Linked DNA regions of Mus musculus: region 1 is linked to region 2. Evidence: chromatin loops called from intact Hi-C (ENCODE). Cell type or tissue: left cerebral cortex. All regions are shown on one strand. Links, peaks and the distances in the headings refer to the core of each region. The heading gives the core; the rest is flanking DNA. Region 1 has its middle 47 kb from the start of Adgrg6. Region 2 overlaps Adgrg6 (adhesion G protein-coupled receptor G6).

Region 1 (2,825 bases), core at 36-2,535, 52 kb after region 2:
CATGTCCTTTGGCTACCAGCATTGCCTGAGACCTTGATCAGCTGTTCTGACCAAAGTTCTCAAGTTGCAGCTAGTGACATGAGTTTTGAAAGTGTCATTTGCTATCCCTGAAAGGGTAACTGATGACTAGCACTCAGACATCCTTGGTGATGTGGCTGGCAGGGCCAAAGTGGCAACCTGCCCTCTATACAACATCTTCAGCGACAGGGCTCAGAGAAGCCAATGCTCTGAGAAGAGGTCTGGTTGGTCTCATACCCACAGGCCAAGGTTAATTGCACAAGGAAGACTGGTGGATCAATGTGCTTCAGTCATACCAACAATGTCTCTGTAATGGTATTTCCAAAAATCCCATCTTACGTTTGCCAGTGGAAGAGGTGAAAGCCTCAGTTTGCCTAACTTGAAGTAAAAATTCGGGATAATTATAAAAGGTCTGAATATTTGTGCCACTTCACTTAATGAATAAGGTTATTGAAGGGAATTCTGTGTTGTTATTTCAAACTGACCTTAAAAAGTAATATTCACAAAAGGAAGCTTAAGTTTCTCATTCATCAATTTGGAATTTTAAATTTTGGGGGTGAGCACAAACTAGATTCATCCCTAATGTTTTTGTGTTATTATAAAGATAATATCAGCAAAATTACATACACACACCCAAGCCACTCACACTTAGTACTATGTCATACACTTACTTACATACATACTCATACTTAAGTAGTATGTTATACACGTTATACTATTCTATCTGTATCATGATTTGGAAAATGTTTGAAAGCAACAACTTAAAGGTGTACTTTTCAACCAGCAGCTATCTGTGTTTGGCAAATAAAATGTGCAATTTTCAATAATACTGAAAACCAGATGAATATGAATAAAAACTTTGACTCCTGGATCTCTTCAGTAAAGAAGTATCAGTGACCCTTGCAACTCTTTCCCCTGCAAGAGTTTCAGAAAATTGTACATGCTAAGAACTTGGTGAGTAGATCTTATTTCATTAATGGTTGACGAGACGGTTGGATAGAGACCTACAGCCACATTGGTAAAGATGTTCTTTACCAATTCACCATCATTCACCACCATTAGCCAAAGTATATTTGGGGTCTTATTTTCCCATATGTTTCCAACCTATGCTTGTTCCATTTTTGCAACAAAGAAAGTTTAAAAATACATCAAACTTACAGAAAAGCAAGGAAGAAAGACTCGGTAGAACACTGGGCAGGGAAAATTGACAGGTCCTATAAGAAGACATGAATATTTTTCTTTCTTACATAAAAAGGGAAACAAGATTTCTTTACAGAGATGGACTGGGAAATCACAGTAGTAACCTGGTGGCTGGAAAGGCTGCCTGCTCTCTTCCATTCTTCTCTGGGAGTGATATAATTGTTGTGTAAGGGGACTTCTCTATGCCTCACAAAACCTTTTATGTAATATACACTTTAAATAGACAATTTTATAACTCAGCATATGACATTATACTGCCAAAGATAGAAGAAAAACACATGTTCAAAGCTTTTATATTTCAGAGTTATTCTTCCAGATGAAAACTAGAAATATCTTAGGGTTGCATCAAAAGTGACTATGCTAAGAACACAATGCAATTAGTATATAAATGAAGGATGGGATGAGTGATATTTATGGCCTGTGTTATGATCTACAAAAATTTATGTGCAAATCCCAAAGTAGACTAATGTGTGATAGAGTGCTATTACTTATTGAAAGGCGAATATATAACCATGAAGGCATACCCAATACTTTAAAGATGAAAATGGAAGAATAGATCTTAATTGGTTCCTTTGAATCTTTTTTTTTTAAGATTTATTTATTTATTATTATATCTAAGTACACTGTAGCTGTCTTCAGATGCACCAGAAGAGGGCGTCAGATCTCATTACAGATGGTTGTGAGCCACCATGTGGTTGCTGGGGTTTGAACTCAGGACCTTCGGAAGAGCAGTCAGTGCTCTTAACCACTGAGCCATCTCTCCAGCCCCCTTTGAATCTTTATAAATAAATGGGCTGGAAAGCACGGAGTATAAGGGGCATGGGCTGCAGATAGATGTCCTTGACCATATCATTTACTTGTGGTTTGCTTTTAGAACTTTGTATGTGTTCAACCTAATTACGAAACAAAACATTAAATGAACAAAATTTTTATATTAAACATAATTTTAAAAAATGTACCAATAGGTAGAACAACAATAACGTCAATTTAGTGAAATAATTAAAATGCAGTAGTTAATATAGTTGTAGTCGGCACAGAGAGACAAAAGGAGCCTAAATGTCTTAGTTTGTTTACAGTAATTACACATAATTGTGTTCTGTGAGACAAGTGGACTAAACTAGAAGAATAATTTTATGATGTTTACATTTTAGTCTCCTCAATGTCTTGGAAAAGAATTCTTGGTGCTGGAGAAAAGCAAAACCCCCTGTAACCGTAAGGTAGTTGAGTATTTGTTAAAAACACAGTTCTGAATTTGCACTGGACATGTGGGGATTACTTTATATTTTGTATCTTTATTCACTGAAAATGCCTAGAAATAATCAGTAGTAAAACAGCACCTCACAGTCCAGATTCTGAGCCTTAGATAGTACTTACTACTCAGGAAAAGGAATGCATCTTAGAGTGATTGAAAGGTCCGAGGTGAGCAATAATGTACAAGGTGAGCTTGGAACTTGTGATCCAAAAGGTGGCAATGAACCCTCAAGGAGTAGAATTGTGTCAAAGGGATGTGGCATCCTCTGCTACACAAAGCTAACTGCAGTGCATGGAGACACTTCATAACATGTACATATTCACAGGTTCTAGTCATGTTAAAACACTACTGATGG
Region 2 (2,825 bases), core at 125-2,624:
ACTAAATGGGAAGGCAGAAAAAGACTCAACTGAGAAAATATACACAAAAAGAATTCCTGTACTTGCCTTAAGAATACATATCGAATCATTGTTTTTCTGTGACAATGTCACGTCAAAGAAAACATGGATTACATTAAAAACAGGTCTGCGTTTGCTCCCTAAGACGTGCACAATCCCAAACTTCAATTAGCTCTGTTGTGTCTACCTGTCACCTGTAAAGTCAAGAACAGCAGTGTACCTAGCCCTAGAGTCACTGACTGATATCTTCTAAATAAGATGATGTCTTCAAAAGCCAGTACATGATATCTCACAACCTTTTCATAAGTGACAGCTGATATTCTAATTACTGTACTACCAGACTTGCTAAGGTGAGGGTTTATTCTATCTGCTCTATAAGTGAAGGAAGACACTAAAACAGTAACAGACAACAGGCTTAATCACGTATGCCCATACCCTTCAAGGGTCTCTAAAGCCACTTCTGGGATCACCTGGGAAGAAGGGAAACCTGCTATGAATGAATAAATGCTATGTAGTTCCTGAAATTCCTGTCACAGTCTTGTAGGCCACATTCTACAAGTTCCAACCACAGGCAGCTGTCCATTTGGAATTTCTAAACTAAGAAAAGATTAAGACCTGAAGAGGATTTTTAGGGAGGGGGGAATGGAACACATGTTTGTATATATTTTCATCCAATATATTTGAAGCTAAAAGCAGCTACCCATTAACAGGAACATGCTTGAATAAGTAGTAATACTGATACTAACAGGTATGGATTCTAGAATGACCAGGGTTTATTCTGTCCTGTTCCTCTGTTAAGCATATTATTTGGGGGACAGACACTTTCAACTGTGAGCCTTGTTGCTTTTCTGTAAATGGGCTCCTACCACGCAGAGAGAACTTCTACCTCTAGCTCAGTCAGGAGTTTTCACAAAAGGCAGCAAGATATTCTGTCACAGGGAAAGGTCTCGTATTTGGAAGAATGGGCCTGTTTCCTAATGACATTGTATGAATGAGTTGTTCCCCATCCATGCTGGGGATGAATTAATTGGCTGTGCTTCTAAAACAAAAGAACAATTACGTATTCAAAGAAGCTTAGAGAACTGGAAATCCAAAAGATGATGAGTAGCTTATGGCTTTCACAGAAGAAGAAACAGAGGTCCAGAAAAATGGAAATGAACAGAGATGGCTGCCAGCCTTCCTAAGAGTTATATGCCAGCCGTCTATCCTCCTACTCTGTGTGGTTTCTTGGTGACTCTCCTCTATCAATATGTGAACAGTGTCACTCTCTCCTAAGCTCATACATGCTCTCAAACAGGATGCTAGCAGTGTTCATTTTCCAGGCAACTTCTCCTTCGCTATAAAAAGCTCTGATGTTTCACGACTCCATAACTGATCCTTGAGTTGTTTTTACCAAACCTGTCTGCAATCCTATCAAGGAATAGCTGCAAATGAAGACCAGAGCTTGACACATTCCAGGACCAAAAACTCCATCACTGCAGACACAAAAGTAGCCAGAACAGAGCAAGTGCTTGTAACCAAATATAAACCATATGATAAGCCAACTTTCATCTACTTTGCTGTTTAGCAAAGAGCAGAAACAAGTAAATTAAGAATAGAATGGTGGAAGGAAAGTACTGTGGGTCTTCTCAAGGGATCACTTAGCAAAAATACATCCCTGAAATTTAAACAGCTTTCTGAGAAGAACGGAAAATCCCAAGCAGGGTTACTAAGGTTCTAAACAGGAACTTCAGCTCTGTAGAGTTTTGATCAAGGTCTCAAAGTTTGACCAAAGAGAACAGGAACTTTTGTTTTTACTTACGTGTATGTGTTTTTGAGTGTATATTCCAGATGCGTGTGGGTATGGGTATCCCTGGAGGTGAGATGAGGGTATGTTGTTGGATGCCCTGACAATGGGGTTACAAGTGATTTGGAGCCACCTAATGTGGATGATAAAATCAACTCTGGTCATCTGAAAGAGTGGCAAGTGCTCTTAACCAATAAGCCATCTCCCCAGCCCCCAGAAACATATTTTAAAGGAAAATTAATTCATATCTTGTATAATTTTCAAAGACTTTTTCATTATGCAGGCAAAGCTACTATCTCACAGGTGAGAATGTAAGAGATTAAACTACTTGCACAGCTCTCAGGATGAGTCATGAACCCCAGACCTTTGTGTTCTCTGACTTCCAACCCAGCTGTCCTTTAGGGGAGCAGATTACCCATATCAAACCCTGTATCAAATCAATAGGCTACAAAATACCACACGTTTGAGCTTCATTTCAGAAAGCTTTAGGGAAAAGTACATTTCATAGAGATGCTAACAGGATATTAGTTCTTCTAACATCAACAGTAGGAATTCACTTCCTCGACCACATCCCTGCTGTGTTTCTCTGGTAAATCTTTTCATAAAGGGTTTTGGGAGTGACAGAGAACACCTTGAGATTCTATGGGGATAAAAGAACAGTAATTTAACATATTCAAGCCTACTTATAATAACATTTCTTCCTTCAGTGAAAGATCGTGTTCCCGAGACTAAGCTATGCATAGAGGAGAGAAAGTGCTATCCTGTTACTGAAGTGAGACCCCTTTATTAAGTTGGCTCCACCCCACACCACTACTAAAGTCTCACTTACTGTTCAGGTCTTCACAAAGCCTTCCTTATTTGAATATGTATGACTGGCTCATACCATGAAGTCACCTTGAGAATTTATACAAATGGGTGCACACACACACATACACACACACACATACAGGAACACACAGGCACACACACATGAATGGATACACACATGTAGACACTCAGTAAACTGGGAGAGATAACTCTA

The links. A loop is a pair of places that touch in the nucleus more often than their neighbours do. Peaks named below come from ENCODE experiments on the same cell type or tissue, not always from the same donor. Only the 100,000 strongest peaks of a DNase experiment are listed, where the experiment ranks them.
Region 1: it touches region 2 in a loop (1.9-fold over the local background); 2 of 42 quality-filtered maps call a loop at or near these places.

Annotation. Positions count from the first base shown.
Region 1 is chr10:14,591,025-14,593,849 of GRCm38, forward strand. No RefSeq gene overlaps it. Among named protein-coding and RNA genes, the nearest start is that of Adgrg6, 47 kb to the left of the region's middle. In left cerebral cortex, for the core only: no CTCF peak of the experiment used is centred there; a DNase peak (open chromatin) is centred at 1,267.
Region 2 is chr10:14,538,745-14,541,569 of GRCm38, forward strand. The region is part of intron 1 of Adgrg6 (adhesion G protein-coupled receptor G6); the gene reads right to left. Among named protein-coding and RNA genes, the nearest start is that of Adgrg6, 4.9 kb to the right of the region's middle. In left cerebral cortex, for the core only: no CTCF peak of the experiment used is centred there; a DNase peak (open chromatin) is centred at 1,416.